Regions from separate parts of the Homo sapiens genome. Here region 1 is linked to region 2. Evidence: read pairs that join two places in POLR2A ChIA-PET (ENCODE). Cell type or tissue: Panc1. All regions are shown on one strand. Links, peaks and the distances in the headings refer to the core of each region. The heading gives the core; the rest is flanking DNA.

Region 1 (6,370 bases), core at 1-5,000, 160 kb before region 2:
TTAGCTGGGTGTGGTGGCACACACCTATAGTCCCAGCTACTCAGGAGGCTGAGGCAGGAGAATCGCTCAAACCTGGGAAGCGGAGGTTGGAGTAAGTTGAGATTGAGCCACTGCACTGTAACCTGGGTGACAGAGCAAGACTCCATCTCAAAAAAAAAAAAAAAAAAAAAAAAATTCCAAGTAGGTCAAAAGGGCAGATACTGAAAAGTCAGTGTCCTTTTCCAGTCCCTGGTTCTCCTCCCAAGGGCAAGACTCTTGGTGTCCACCCCAAAGACACCACACCCAGACAGGATTCACCCATCTCTCTGAGGGCTGCTACCTGAGAGACTTTATCTGCAAATAAGATGACCTTTGTTCTTAGTGCAGTTCTGCCCTTCACCCTACCTTAGCTTGTCACCACCATGGTCCAGAAGCCTCCTAGCCCCTATCTATTTCTGTATCTCAAAATGCTATTTAAGCTTCAACCATCTGGACCTTCTTTGAATCTCATACTTTGTGGGGTTTCTCTGTGTGTGCACATAATGGATTTGTGTGCCTTTTCTCTAGTTCATTTGTCTACTGTCAAGTTTATTTCAGAGACTCAAATTATCAAGCCTTCAGAGACGGTGGATGGAAAGTTTCACTTGTCCCTTCACTTGTTAAAAATTTTATAAAGTTCTTTTGAGATGAAGTCTCACTCTGTCACCCAGTTTGGAGTGCAGTGGTGTGATCCTGGCTCACTGCAGACTTGACCTCCCAGGCTCAAGCCATCCTCCCACCTCAGCCTCTCAAAGTGCTGGGATTGCAGGCATGAGTCAGGTCACTGCAGCTGTGACCTCCCAGCCTCAAGTGATCCTCCCATCTCAGCCTCTCGAATACATGGGATTATAGGCACAGCTATAGTCCCACCATGTCTGGGTAATTTTAAAATTTTTTTTGCAGAGATGGGGTCTTGCTACAATGTCCATCCAGTCTCATCTCAAACTCTTGGCCTCAAGTGATCCTCCTGCCTTGGTCTCCCAAAGTGCTGGGATTACAGGTGTGAGCCATCACACTGGCCTTGTCCCTATACTTTATAGCCAGAAAAGGGCTGAGGAAAGCAGAAACAGAGAACAAAAAAACGGATTGGCACTTTCAAAATTACCTTCCTTGTAATGGATAAAGCAGAGTTGTTCTTCAGTTCAGCAAACCAGGAAATCTCTTAATTCAGGAGGGCCAGCTGTGGGTTTTATGGAGCTGTTGCTTCAGAGACTCCACACAGAGGGGGAAATGTTCTAGAGATATACCAAACCCCCTGGGGATTCCAAATCATCAGGCCCACATTTGTAACAAACTCCCAGAAGATGCCAAAGCCTATGCTCCCAGGACGAAGCATTGAGTAGCTGAATCTTACAGGAATCAAGCCAAACATCCCTTGCATGTTGATACACATTTTTTTTTTTTTGAGATGGAGTCTCGTTCTGTTGCCCAGGCTGGAGTGCAGTGGCACGATCTCGGCTCACTGCAACCTCCGCCTCCTGGCTTCAAGTGATTCTCCTTCCTCAGCCTCCCGAGTAGCTGGGATTGCAGGCACACGCCACCAGGCTCTGCTAACTTAAATTTCTCTCCTTTTATTTCCCCTTTACCTTATAGTTAGGGCATTTTGGAGCTAGGTTTTATTATCTAAGTGTTTCATTTCAAGGTAAGAAATTATTTGCTATACATCGGGAGCACTGGCTCTGATGAGGTTGAGCAACACTGATGCAAAGCAAACGTGAGTGGGGGCTGCAGTCTTCTCTCTCTGCTAGGGGTGTGGGTGGGAAGCTGGGGAAAGTCCTGCTGGTCCAGTTTGCAGAAGTAGAAATGTCATGGACCTCCGGGAACAGAGAAGTGGGCTGCACGACTAATTCCAAGGGTGTTAGAGGTTCCACCAATGCGGCTTTCTGGACTACAGCTCTCCCTGGAGGCCATTGTTAACAGGATTAGAGTGAGGTAGGAGGCGGGACTCGACTCCAGAGGCGTGGCTTGGACACCAGATCAGACTGAGGACTTGGTAGAACAGGGCGGTGGAGGACAGCAGGAGGGTGGGAAGCAGTTTTATTTATTTATGTATTTATTTATTTATTTGAGATGGAGTCTCGCTCTGTTGCCGGGCTGGAGTTGGTCGGCTCACTGCAACCTCCGCCTCCCAGGTTCAAGCGATTTTCCTACCTCAGCCCCTCGAGTAGCTGGGACTACAGTCATGTGCCACCACGCTCGGCTAATTTTTTGTGTTTTTAGTAGAGACTGGGTTTCACCGTGTTAGCCAGGATGGTCTCCATCTCCTGACCTCGCAATTCGCCCGCCTCAGCCTCCCAAAGTTATGGGATTACAGGCGCGAGCCACGGCGCCCGGCCAGCTTTCTATTATTATTATTATTATTATTATTATTATTATTATTATTATTATTAAGACAGAGTCTTGCTCTGTCGGCCAGGCTGGAGTGCAGTGGTACAAGCTCAGCTCACTCCAACCTCTGCCTCCCAGGTGCAAGCGATTCTCCTGCCTCAGCCTCCCGAGTAGCTGGGATTACAGGCGCACCCCACCACACCTGCCTAATTTTGTATTTTTAGTAGAGACGGGGTTTCACCATGTTGGCCAGGCTGGTCTCGAACTCCAGACCTCAGGTGATCCACTCACCTGGGCCTCCCAAAGTGCTGGGATTACAGGTGTGAGCCACTGCGCTCAGCCGGAAACGGCTTTCTATGAGACAGGCCCACCAGTGTGCCATGTCAATTTACTATCGCCATGGCAACACCACGAGTTACTGCCCCTTTCCACAGCAATGACCCAATGATTACTCCTCCTTCCCTAGAAATTTCTGCATGAAACGCCCCTTAATCTGCATGCAAAATTAAAAGTGGGTATAAATATGACTGTGGAACTGCCCTGGGCTGCTACTGCCTGCCTATGAATAGCCCTGCTCTGCAGTAGCGACCACCGAGCTGTGACACTGCCACTTCAATAAAGCTGTTTCTTCTACCTCTGGATTGCCCTTGAATTCTTTCCTGGGTAGGCCGGGCGTAGTGGCTCATGCCTTATTCCCAGCACTTTGGGAGGCTGAAGGGGAGGTGGATCATTTGAGGTCAGGAGTTTGAGACCAGCCTGGCCAACATGGCGAAACCCCATCTCTACTAAACATACAAAAATTAGCCAGGCATGGTGGTGCACACCTGTAGTCCCAGCTACTCAGGAGGCTGAGACAGGAGAATCGCTTGAACCCAGGAGATGGAGGTTACAGTAAGCCGAGATGGCGTCACACTGCACTCCAGCCTGGTTGACAGAGCAAGACTCCATCTCAAAAAAAAAAAAGAAAAAGAAAACCTTGACAAATAGAGCCAGGGAACGCCATAAAGACAGAGTTCTCATGTTTATACGCCTGATAACAAAAATGATTACAAAAGACTCTACAGAAACCATAAACTTGCCCAAAGGGCATTACAACTTTACACAAAAAATGGTTCTACAAAGCCCTCCGTGGAAGAGCTGCCTGTCTGACCTCGAACGGGCATCACCCTCGATTTTGATCTTTGTAGTCAAGGATAATTATTTCAAAACAATTATGTACTCCTCATTTTTTCTTGTAAGAGCCTTTGTCTTCCTTTACCTTCCTGAATCTGCACATAGTTCACTATGGCATGCAGATTCTCATTGCAGTGCTGTATTCCCAAACAAACATCTTTTCTCTCTTTTTTTTTGAGATGGAATCTGGCTCTGTTGCCCAGGCTGGAGTGCAGTGGCGCAATCTCGGCTCACTGCAACCTTTGCCTCCCCAGTTCAAGTGATTCTCCTGCCTTGGCCTCCTGAGTGGCTGGGATTACAGGCGCCCACCACCACACCCAACTATTTTTTTTTGTATTTTTAGTAGAGATGGGATTTCACCATGTTGATCAGGCTAGTCTTGAACTCCTGACCTCAGGTGATCCGCCCACCTCAGCCTCCCAAAGTGCTGGGATTACAGGTGTGAGCCAACGTGCCTGGTGCAAACATCTCTTCTTTTATAGAACCTCTCTCTGTTTGTTAATTAGGTTCACACTGCAGCCTCAATCTCCCTGGGCTCAGGTGATCCTCCAGCTGAGCCTCCCAAGTACCTGGAACTATAGGTGTGCACCACCATGCCTAGCTAAGTTTTTTATTTTTTGCAGAGACAAAGTTTTGCTATGTTGCCCAGGCTGGTCTTGAACTCCTGGGCTCAAGTGTTCTGTCTGCTTTGGCCTTCTAAATTGCTAGGATATAGGCATGAGTCACTGTGCCCAGCTAGCTTCTTTTTCTCTTCTTCTTCTTTTTCTTGTGATGGAGACTCGCTCTGTCTCCCAGGCTGGAGTTCAGTGGCATGATCTCAGCTCACTACAACCTCTACCTCCTGGGTTCAAGAGATTTTCCTGCCTCAGCCTCCCAAGTAGCTGGGATTATAGGCACCCACCACCGTGCTGGGCTAATTTTCGTATTTTTAGTAGAGATGCGGTTTCACCATGTTGGCCAGAGTGGTCTCAAACTCCTGACCTCAAGTGACCCACTCACCTCAGCCTCCCAAAGTGCTGGGATTACAGGCATGAGCCACCATGCCCAGCTCCAGCTGGCTTCTTATAATTATAAAAACTAAATATTTTGGAGTCTATTAATACACGAAAATTATGGGAAAACATGTTTGTAAAGTTATTAAATGATTTTCGTTTATAAAATACTCATATGTGACAGGCAATGCAATATTTCTTGCTTCCCAGGTTTTCACTAAAATTTAAGGTTACTGTATTAGTCCGTTCTCAAGTTGCTATGAATAAATACCCAAGACTGGATAATTTATAAAGGAAAGAGGTTTAATTGACTCACAGTTCTTCAGCATGGCTGGGCAGGCCTCAAGAAACTTACAATCATGGCAAAAGGGGAATCAACATGCCCCTCTTCACAGGGCAGCAGGAGAGAGAAGTGCTGAGCAAAAGGGGAAAAGCCCCTTATAAAACCATCAGGTCTTGGCCAGGCGTGGTGGCTCATGGCTGTAATCCCAGCACTTTGGGAGGCCGAGGCAGGCAGATCACTTGAGGTCAGGAGTTCGAGACCAACCTGGCCAACATGGTGAAACCCTGTCCCTATTAAAAATACAAAAATGAGCCAGGCATGGTGGGACACACCTGTAATCCCAGCTACTTGGGAGGCTGAGGCAGGAGAATTGCTTGAACCCAGGAGACAGAGGTTGCAGTGAGCCAAGACTTTGCCATTGCACTACAGCCTGGGTAACAGGTGATAGAGCCAGACTCCTCCAAAAACAACAGCAACAACAACAAAAGGTGAAAGCATTTGCTTTTTCTCCTCACTTGATTCCTCCAAAATCTGGAAACTCTTCGTGAGTATTCTTATTTTTATTTACATAAGTTCAGAAAAAGTCTGCCCTTTCTTTATAAGCAAGATATAATAGAAAACACTGGCTATATCACCAAGGCTTTGACTGAAGTGTCATATTTTATTTTAATTAATTAATTAATTAATTTATTTATTGAGACCAAGTTTCACTCTGTTGCCCAGGCTGGAGTGCAGTGGCACGATCTCAGCTCACTGCAACCTCTGCCTCCCAGGTTCAAGTGATTGTCCTGCCTTAGCCTCCCGAGTGCTGGGATCACTGGTGTGCACCACCATGCCCAGCTAATTTTTTTTTTTTTTTGTATTTTTAGTAGAGACAGGGTTTCACCATGTTGGCCAGGCTGGTCTCGAGCTCCTGACCTCAGATGATCCACTCACCTTGGCCTCCCAGAGTGCTGTGGTTACAGGTGTGAGCCACCATGCCTGGCCTGAAGTATTATATTTTAAAATATACATAAATGCCTGGCTTCAAGAGTTCCCAGTCTTACAATGAATGAGTAAAAATGGCCCCTTTCTGGCAGGCCCAAGAACCTTAAGAACCTGTTGGTAAAATCTAAAGTCTGCCTTGGTTTGGCTTCTGAGCCTCAAGAGGTTTCTAAATCTGAGATTCCTATATGATAAATGTGGAGAGAAAAAGTTACATTTCTAAAGAAAAACTATAATATACCTATTAATAGATTGCAGCCCTGTGCACTGTTTTTAAGTTCTTGTTATCTACCTATAGACTGGACGAGTTCCTGAATTCTCCTGACTTCCTCCAATATATTGCTACAACTCTCTGACTAAAAGCAACGGCTGGATGGGCGAGGTGGCTCACGCCTGTAATCCCAGCGTTTTGGGAGGCCGAGGTGGGCAGATCACTTGATATTGGGAGTTCGAGACCAGCCTGGCCAACACAGTGAAACCCCATCTCTAATAAAAATACAAAAATTACCCAGGCTTGGTGGCATGTACCTGTAGACCCAGCTATTCGGGAGGCTGAGACACGAGAACTGCTTGAACCTGGAAGGTGGAGGTT
Region 2 (7,967 bases), core at 2,968-7,967:
AGAGGCAGAGGTTGCAGTGAGCCGAGATTGCACCACTGCACTCCAGTCTGGGCAACAGAGTGAGACTGTCTCAAAAATTACACTTAAAAGTGTAATAGGCTGGGCACAGTGGCTCATGCCTGTAATCCCAGCACTTTGGGAGGCTGAGGTGAGCAGATCACTTGAGGTCAGGAGTTTGAGAACAACCTGGCCAACATGGTGAAACCCCATCTCTAGTAAAAATACAAAAATTAGCTGGGTGTGGTGGCAGGTGCCTGTAATCCCAGCTACTCGGGAGGCTGAGGCAGGAGAATCGCTCCAACCCGGGAGGTGGAGGTTGCAGTGAGCCAAGATCGTGCCACTGCACTCCAGTCTGGGTGACAGGGCGAGACTCCATCTCAGGAAAAAAAAAAAAAAAGTGTAATACTTAAAAGAAGTAATACGCATAAGTGATACCAAATCCAAAAGTTTCAAAGGACATAGAGTACAAAGTCATTGTCCCCACCTTGCCTGTCTCGGACGCCACCAGATCTCGCCCGCAGAGTCACTTTCTGGAAGAGATCTGACAAATCTTCATTTTATATACATATATATATATATATATATATATGTATGTATATTTTCTTCTTCTTTTTCTTCTTCGGCATCCATTTTGAAGCACAAGGCCCACTGTTCCATATCTTGCTCTTCTACTTAATAACTGCCTCGTAGATACTTTCTTATTAGCAACATAGAGAGAATTGGCATACTGTTTTTGTTTTGTTTCTTATTGAGGTATAATTTACATACAATAAACTACGCCCATTTTAAATCTACAGTTTGCTGAATTTTGACAAATGTATACACCCATATAATGACAACTGCAATTAAAATGGAACTTTCTCATCAGCCCACAGCATTTACTCTTGTGCCTTTTTGTAGTTAAGCCCCACCAGCCTCGTGAAATTACAGACCTGCTGTATCTGATTCTAGATTAGTTTTGCTTTTTCCAGAACTTTAGATAACTGGAATCACATAGTCGGTACTCTTTTATGTCTGGCTTCTTTCTTTCCTTTTTCTTTATTGTTCTTTTGTTTATTTATTTACTTTGAGTCGGAGTTTCACTCTGTCGCCAAGGCGACACTGAGCAGTGGTGCAATTTTGGCTCACTGCAACCTCTGCCTCCCGAGTTCAAGCGACTCTCGTGCCTCCCGAGTGGCTGGGATTACAGGCGTGCATCAACGCTTGGCTAATTTTTGTATTATTAGTAGAGACAGGGCTTCATCATGTTGGCCAGACTGGTCTTGAACTCCTGAGCTCAGGTGATTCGCCCGTCTCGGTGTCCCAAAGCGTTGGGATTACAGGCGTGATCCGCCGCGCCCGGCTTTCTTTTTTCTTTATGCTCTAAAATCTATCACTGGCCAGGCCTAGTGGCTCACACCTATAATCCCAGCACTTTGGTAAGTCGAGGCAGGACTATCTCTTGAGCCCGGGAATGTGAGACCAGCCTGGGCAACACAGTGAGACTCCCATCACTACAAAAAATACAAAATTTGTAAAATAAATAAATTTTAAAAATGTATCACTGTATTGCCTGGCTTCTTTCATTCATCACAATGTGTTTGAGAGTCATCTGTGTTTTGTATGTACCCATAGATCATTCCTGGGCTGGGCGTGGTGGCTCACACCTGTAATCTAACACTTTGGGAGGCCGAGGCGGGAGGATTGCTTGAGCTCAGGAGTTCGAGACCAGCCTGGGCAACATGAGGAGACTCCCTGTCTCTACAAAAAAATACAAAAATTAGTTGGGCTTGGTGGTGTGTGTTTGTGGTCCCAGCTACTTGGGAGGCTGAAGCAGGAGGATCGTTTGAGCCCAGGAGATGGAGGTTGCATTAAGCCGAGATCGTGCCCCTGGACTTCAGCCTGGGAGACAGAGCCAGACCCTGTCTCAAAAAAAAAAAAAAAAAAAAAAAAAAAGGTGATTCCTCTCCTTGCTGAAGTGTGCTCCATTGTGGCCATTCCAGTTAGTTTATGCACCCACTCGTTGCTGGGCACTCGGGTTCCCCTCAGTTTGCAGCTGTTATGAAAAAGTACCGTGACCAGGTCTCTGTGTGGACAATGTTTTCATTTCCCTTGGCTAACTACTTCAGAGCAGGGTCACTGTGTCGTAGGTTGTGCATATTTTTTGTTTTATAAGAAATTGTCGGCCAGGTGCAGGAGCTCATGCCTGTAATCCCAACACTTTGGGAGGCCGGGGCGGGTGGATCACAAGATCAGGAGTTCAAGACCAGCCTGGCCAATATGGTGAAACCTCATCTCTACTAAAAATACAAAAAAATTAGCTGGGTGTGGTGGTGCATGCCTGTAATCTCAGCTACTCAGGAGGCTGAGGCAGGAGAATCGCTTGAACCTGGGAGTCGGGAAGTTACAGTGAGCCAAGATCACGCCACTGCACTCTAGCCTGGGCGACAGAGCAAGACTCTGTCTAAAAAAAAGAAAAAAAAGAAAAGAAATTGTGCAATCCTTTTCCAACGTGGTCATACCACTGCTCGTGCTTTCTGTACTTCGTGATATATGAGACGTGGCTTTGGGGAAGAGGGACTGTGTTGGTCACCCAGGCTTTGACGTATTTGGGAAATAGCCTGTCGGGGCTGAACCCCCATATTAGGGACTTTACCATCCCCCTGCTGGAGAGAGGGGGACGTTTGGGACTTATTGTTAGAATGCACTTGGAGGCCGGGTGCAGTGTGGTTCACCCCTGTCATCCCAGCACTTTGGGAGGCCGAGGCTGCAGTGAGCTGTGATCAGCATCACTGCACTCCAGCCTGGGCAACAGGGAAAGATCCTAACTCAAATAATAATAATAATAATAATAATAATAATAATAATAATGCACTTGGCTTTGCAGGGCCCAGCTGTGGCCCTGGATCCCTTGGATTGAAGTAAAAGGGTTTCTCATAGATTCTGGGGCCCATCACAATTACTGAAGCCGGCTCCTTGGAAATAAATGCACATTTCTCAGAGGCTCCCTGGGTGAATCTGACAGAACCTGCCCTAAAGTTTGGGAACCGCTGAGTTTGGGAACCACAAAAGCCCTGAGATGCAAGAGAACAGGTCCTGGAGGCAGAGACCAGAAACCCAGGACCTTGGATGCTGGCCAAAGAGATGGGATTTTTCTCCTGAGGGCACTGGGGAGTCATGGAGGGCTTAACTGGGGGAGTGACACAGTTCAGGCTTTAGTCCAACCCCTGTGGCTGTCATGTGTATGGGTGTGTGTGGAACAGATGTGAGCGAGGCACCCAGAAAGGAGATCATGTGAAAACCACAGCCAGGGTAGGGGTAGGCAGGAGGGGATGTCAATCTCTACAGACTCTAGTTTTCTTTATTTTCCTTTATTATTTTTTTTTCAATTCTTTTTATTTTTTATTTTTTGAGACAGAATCTCTCTCTGTTGCCCAGGCTGGAGTGCAGTGGTGCCATCTTGACTCACTGCAACCTCCACCTCCCCAGTTCAAGTGATTATCCTCAGTAGCTGGGATTACAGGCATGTACCACCATGCCTGGTTAATTTTTGGTATTTTTAGTAGAGATTGTATTTTTAGTTTCACCATGTTGGCCAGACTGGTCTCAAACTCCTGACCTCAAGTGATCTGCCCACCTCAGCCTCCCAGAGTTCTGGGATTACAGGTGTGAGCCACCGAGCCCGGCCTATTATTATTGTTTTTTGAGACAGGGTCTCGCTCCATCACCCAGGCTGCAGTGCAGTGGCGGCGCCATCTCAGATCACTGCAACCTCCACCTCCCAGGCTCAAACAATCCTCCTGCCTCATCCTCCCAAGTAGCTGGGACTACAGGCATGTGCCACCACGCCTGGCTAACGAGGTCTCACCACGTTGCCCAGGCTGGTATCCAACTCCTAGGCTCAAGTGATCTGCCCGCCTCAGCTTCCCAAAGTGCTGAGATTACAGGCACAAGCCACCGCATCCAGCCACTCTACAGACTCCTGGCTGCCCTTCTGTCCTAGTCTCCTCCGGCTCCCAGCCACTCCCTGCCCTGGATTCTGACCTGGGCACAGCTCTGACTACACTCACCAGACACCCCTCCTTCTCCTTCTCCTCCTCCCCCATGGCGATGACAGGTCTCAGGCAGGGAGGGTGGGCAGCCAGGACAAGGGCGTGGGTTTGTGTGCGTGTGGTGGTGGTGGGAGTGTCTGGTCGTGCGTGTGTTGTGAGCTCTGCCAGTGTTTGCCTGGGAATCTGCTGGGGACTTCCAGGTGCAGTATTTGTTGATCTGCTCCCTCCCCTGGTTTTTCCCCACCCGCTGGGCACTGGTTAATTCCCAACTTTCCAGGGCAGTCACTTCACCTCTCTTGCCTCAGTTCCCTGATCTGTCAATAGAGATACAATTACCAGTTCCCAACTCTGCAGGGTTGTGAGGTTCAAAGAGTCCAAGACTCAATAAATGTAACCATCATCTCCTGCTTGCTTCTGTATGAGCCCATGTTTCTTCCCAGGGGCGATTTGTTTTTTGTTTTGTTTTGTTTTTGAGATGGAGTCTTGCTCTGTTGCCCAGCCTGGAGTGCAGTGGCACGATCTCAGTTCACTGCAACCTCTGCCTCCTGGATTCAAGCGATTCTCCGGCCTCAGCCTCCCGAGTAGCTGGGACTACAGGCACGCACCACCATGCCCAGCTAATTTTTTTTTTTTTTGTATTTTTTTTTTTTTTTAGTAGAGATGGGGGTTTCACCATGTTAGCCAGGCTGGTCTTGAACTCCTGACCTCAAGTGATCCGCCTGCCTTGGCCTCCCAAAGTGCTAAGATTACAGGTGTGAGCCACTGCGCCTGGCCTGTTTTTGTTTTTTGTTTCTTTGAGACAGGATCTCATTCTGTCACCCAGGCTAAAATGCAGTGATGCGATCTCAGGTCACTGCAACTTTGACCTCCTGGGCTCAAGCGATCCTCCCACCTCAGCCTCTTGAGTAGCTGGGACCACAGGTGTGTTCCACCAAACTGAGATAATTTATTAATTTTTTTGTAGAGATGGGGTCTTGCCATGTTGCCCAGGCTGGTCTCAAACTCGTGGGTTCAAGTGATCTTCCTGCCTCAGCCTCCCAAAGTGTTAGATTACCGGTGTGAGCCACCACACTCAGCCCTTGGGGGCAATTTGAATCTGTGTCCCTGTGTATGTTCTCTAAGATTCTGTATGCGAGTGTGTCTAACTCGTTGTGTACCAGCTGTGCAACCTTGGGTGAGTTACTAGACCTCTCTGTGCCTAGTTTCTTCATCTGCTAAATGCACATGACTTCCTAGTCATGCTACTTCCTAGGGTGGATGTGGAGACTGAATTAATTGCCTAATTAATTACCTAAGTCCATTGCAACTAATGGACTTAGTGCAATGCCTGGCATGAGGGCAGCCTCAATTACATGATCATTATCACTGGGGCGTGACTTCTGTCCCCCACCCGCTGAGTGTCTGTGAGTGTCTGAGCGTTGGGGCAGGAAGTGCCTGTGAAAGCATGTGGAGTTATCTGGGACTATATGGGACCCAGCCTGGGAAGGCAGCTTCTGTTTCCATGGCACCCCTCACAGGGTTGTTGTATTGGAAAGACCCGTCCCAGAGGGCATCCGCCAGCACACAGCTGCACACACATGTTTGCTGTTACTTTTCCTTTACCTATAAAATGCCAGTCATAGTAGCACCCACCTTGTCTTTGTAGGAGAATGAAATGAACTTAGAGGCGCTCAGTAGAAAGCACTCACGCCTGTAATCCCAGCACTTTGGGAGGCCAAGGCAGGTGGATCACTTGAGGTCAGGAGTTTGAGACCAGTCTGATCAAGAGGGTGAAACCTCGTCTCTTCTAAAACTACAAAATTAGCTGGGTGTGGTGGCACATGCCTGTAATCCCAGCTACTCGGGAGGCTGAGGCAGGAGAATCACTTCAACCCGGGAGGCGGAGGTTGCAGTGAGCTGAGATCGTGCTTCTGCACTTCAGCCTGGGTGACAGAGTGAGACTCCATCAGAGAGAGAGAGAGAGAGAGAAGCAAGCGCTCAGTGCTGAGCTTACCTGGGCCAGGTAGAGGGATGTGGCCACGGGCAGGAAGTGGCTGTGGGAATCTGGCGCTACAGGTTCCTCTGCCACCCCACTTCCTCCACACCTGACCTCCTGTCCCCACCTGTGCCCCGTCCCTTGCTCCCACCTCCTCGTGACCTCTGATGGGGGAGGCTTCTGCAGCCCCCCACCCCAGTCCCAGGCAGGGGTGCAGGCCCCCAGAACACCCAGTTGGGATCACTGCTTCCCTCTCACTGCCATCTTTGTGCCTCCCTGGGGTCCCCCATCTCTGAGGCTCCTCATCTCTGGTTTTGGGTGTCTCTCTGCTCTCCTCACCTTGGTTTTCTGGACAGTATGTGTCAGGGCCCCAAGGGGGTGTCCCAGGTGAGGACAGAGAAGGAAGTGGCAGAGGCAGGACCTTCCCTTTGCACCTCAGCTCATCCATCCACTCCCCCTCTGCAGAGTGGGGAGGGGGAGGAGGGGGGTCTTCGTTAATTAGCCTCTTAATCCTGCCATGCTGGATCTTAATGAGGTGCACGGGTCCCATTAGACAGCCCGGAGCCCTGGCATTAGCACATTAGTCACACGCTCTGTCAGGCTCACGCTGGGTCCTCAGCTGGCCCTGGGAAAATTGGGGCAGGAAGTCTGGGGACCTAAGGAGGGGGCTGGTGCCTGGACTTCTGGGTCTGAAGAAGGAGGGGCTGGTGCCTGGACTCCTGGATCTGAGGGAGGACGGACTGGGGGCCTGGATTCCTGGGTCTGCGGGAAGAGGGGCTGGTGCCTGGACTCCTGGGTCTGAGGGAGGAGGGGCTGGGGTCTTGAATTCCTGGGTCTGAGGGAGGAGGGGCTAGGGGCCTGGACTCCTGGGTCTGAGGGAGGAGGGGCTGGGGTCTTGAATTCCTGGGTCTGAGGGAGGAGGGGCTAGGGGCCTGGACTCCTGGGTCTGAGGGAGGAGGGTCCGAGGGACAAGATCCTCCCCCGACACGCCCCTCTCTTAAATGTCAGCCAGGGTGCCCTGCCCCTTCCCGCTCCCAGTTAACCCCAGCCCTGTGAAACCGGGACAGTCGCGCAGCCTCGAGGGATGGAGGAGGTGCGTGAGGGACACGCGCTCGGTGGCGGGATGGAAGCCGATGGGCCCGCGAGCCTCCAGGAGCTGCCTCCCTCGCCACGGTCGCCTTCACCGCCGCCGTCGCCGCCACCACTGCCCTCGCCGCCGTCGCTGCCATCGCCCGCAGCCCCGGAGGCCCCCGAGCTCCCCGAGCCGGCGCAGCCGTCCGAGGCTCACGCCCGGCAGCTGCTGCTGGAGGAGTGGGGGCCGCTGAGCGGGGGCCTGGAGCTGCCCCAGCGCCTCACCTGGAAGCTGCTCCTGTTGCGGCGGCCGCTCTACCGCAACCTGCTGCGCTCGCCCAACCCCGAAGGTGCGCAAGGGCCCAGAGCAGCCAGGAGGCACCACCCTGACCGTCTGTCTCTTCCTCTTTCCCTGTTTCCTTATCTCTCTACCTCTTTGTCTCTCTCTGTCTATGCATTTCTCTGCATCCCTCTGTCTCTTTTTCTGTCATTGTGCCTCTCCATTTTACCACCTGTCTCTCTGTCATGTCTCTTACCTACCTCTCTCACACCTCTCCCTCACACCTCTCCATCTCTCTTTCTCTCTCCTCCTCTCTCTCTCCCCCTCTGCCTATGTTTCTGTCTCTTGAGACGGAGTCTTGCTGTCGCCCAGGCTGGAATGCAGTGGTGCAATCTCAGCTCACTGCAACCTCCGCCTCCCAGGCTCAGGCAATTCTCCTGCCTCAGTCTCCCGAGTAGCTGGGATTACAGGCATGCACCACCATGCCTGGCTAATTTTTGTATTTTTAGTAGACACAGGGTTTCGTCATGTTGGCCAGGCTGGGCTGGTTTCAAACTCTTGGCCTGTCTCTTTCTCTGGGTTCTTCTCTCTGTCCCTCTGTCTCTGTCTG

The links. ChIA-PET counts read pairs that join two places held together with the same protein. Peaks named below come from ENCODE experiments on the same cell type or tissue, not always from the same donor. Only the 100,000 strongest peaks of a DNase experiment are listed, where the experiment ranks them.
Region 1: POLR2A ChIA-PET joins it to region 2 with 5 read pairs; 1 of 35 experiments calls an interaction of 5 or more read pairs at or near these places.

What each region holds. Positions count from the first base shown.
Region 1 is chr19:39,036,441-39,042,810 of GRCh38, forward strand. No RefSeq gene overlaps it. Among named protein-coding and RNA genes, the nearest start is that of FBXO27, 7.1 kb to the left of the region's middle. In Panc1, for the core only: no CTCF peak of the experiment used is centred there; a DNase peak (open chromatin) is centred at 1,960; H3K4me3 peaks cover 476 bases; H3K27ac peaks cover 1,386 bases.
Region 2 is chr19:39,189,893-39,197,859 of GRCh38, forward strand. NCCRP1 (NCCRP1, F-box associated domain containing) reads left to right here and starts at 7,072. Exons shown (of 6, transcript NM_001001414.2): 1 at 7,072-7,427. The coding sequence starts at 7,091. In Panc1, for the core only: no CTCF peak of the experiment used is centred there; a DNase peak (open chromatin) is centred at 5,399.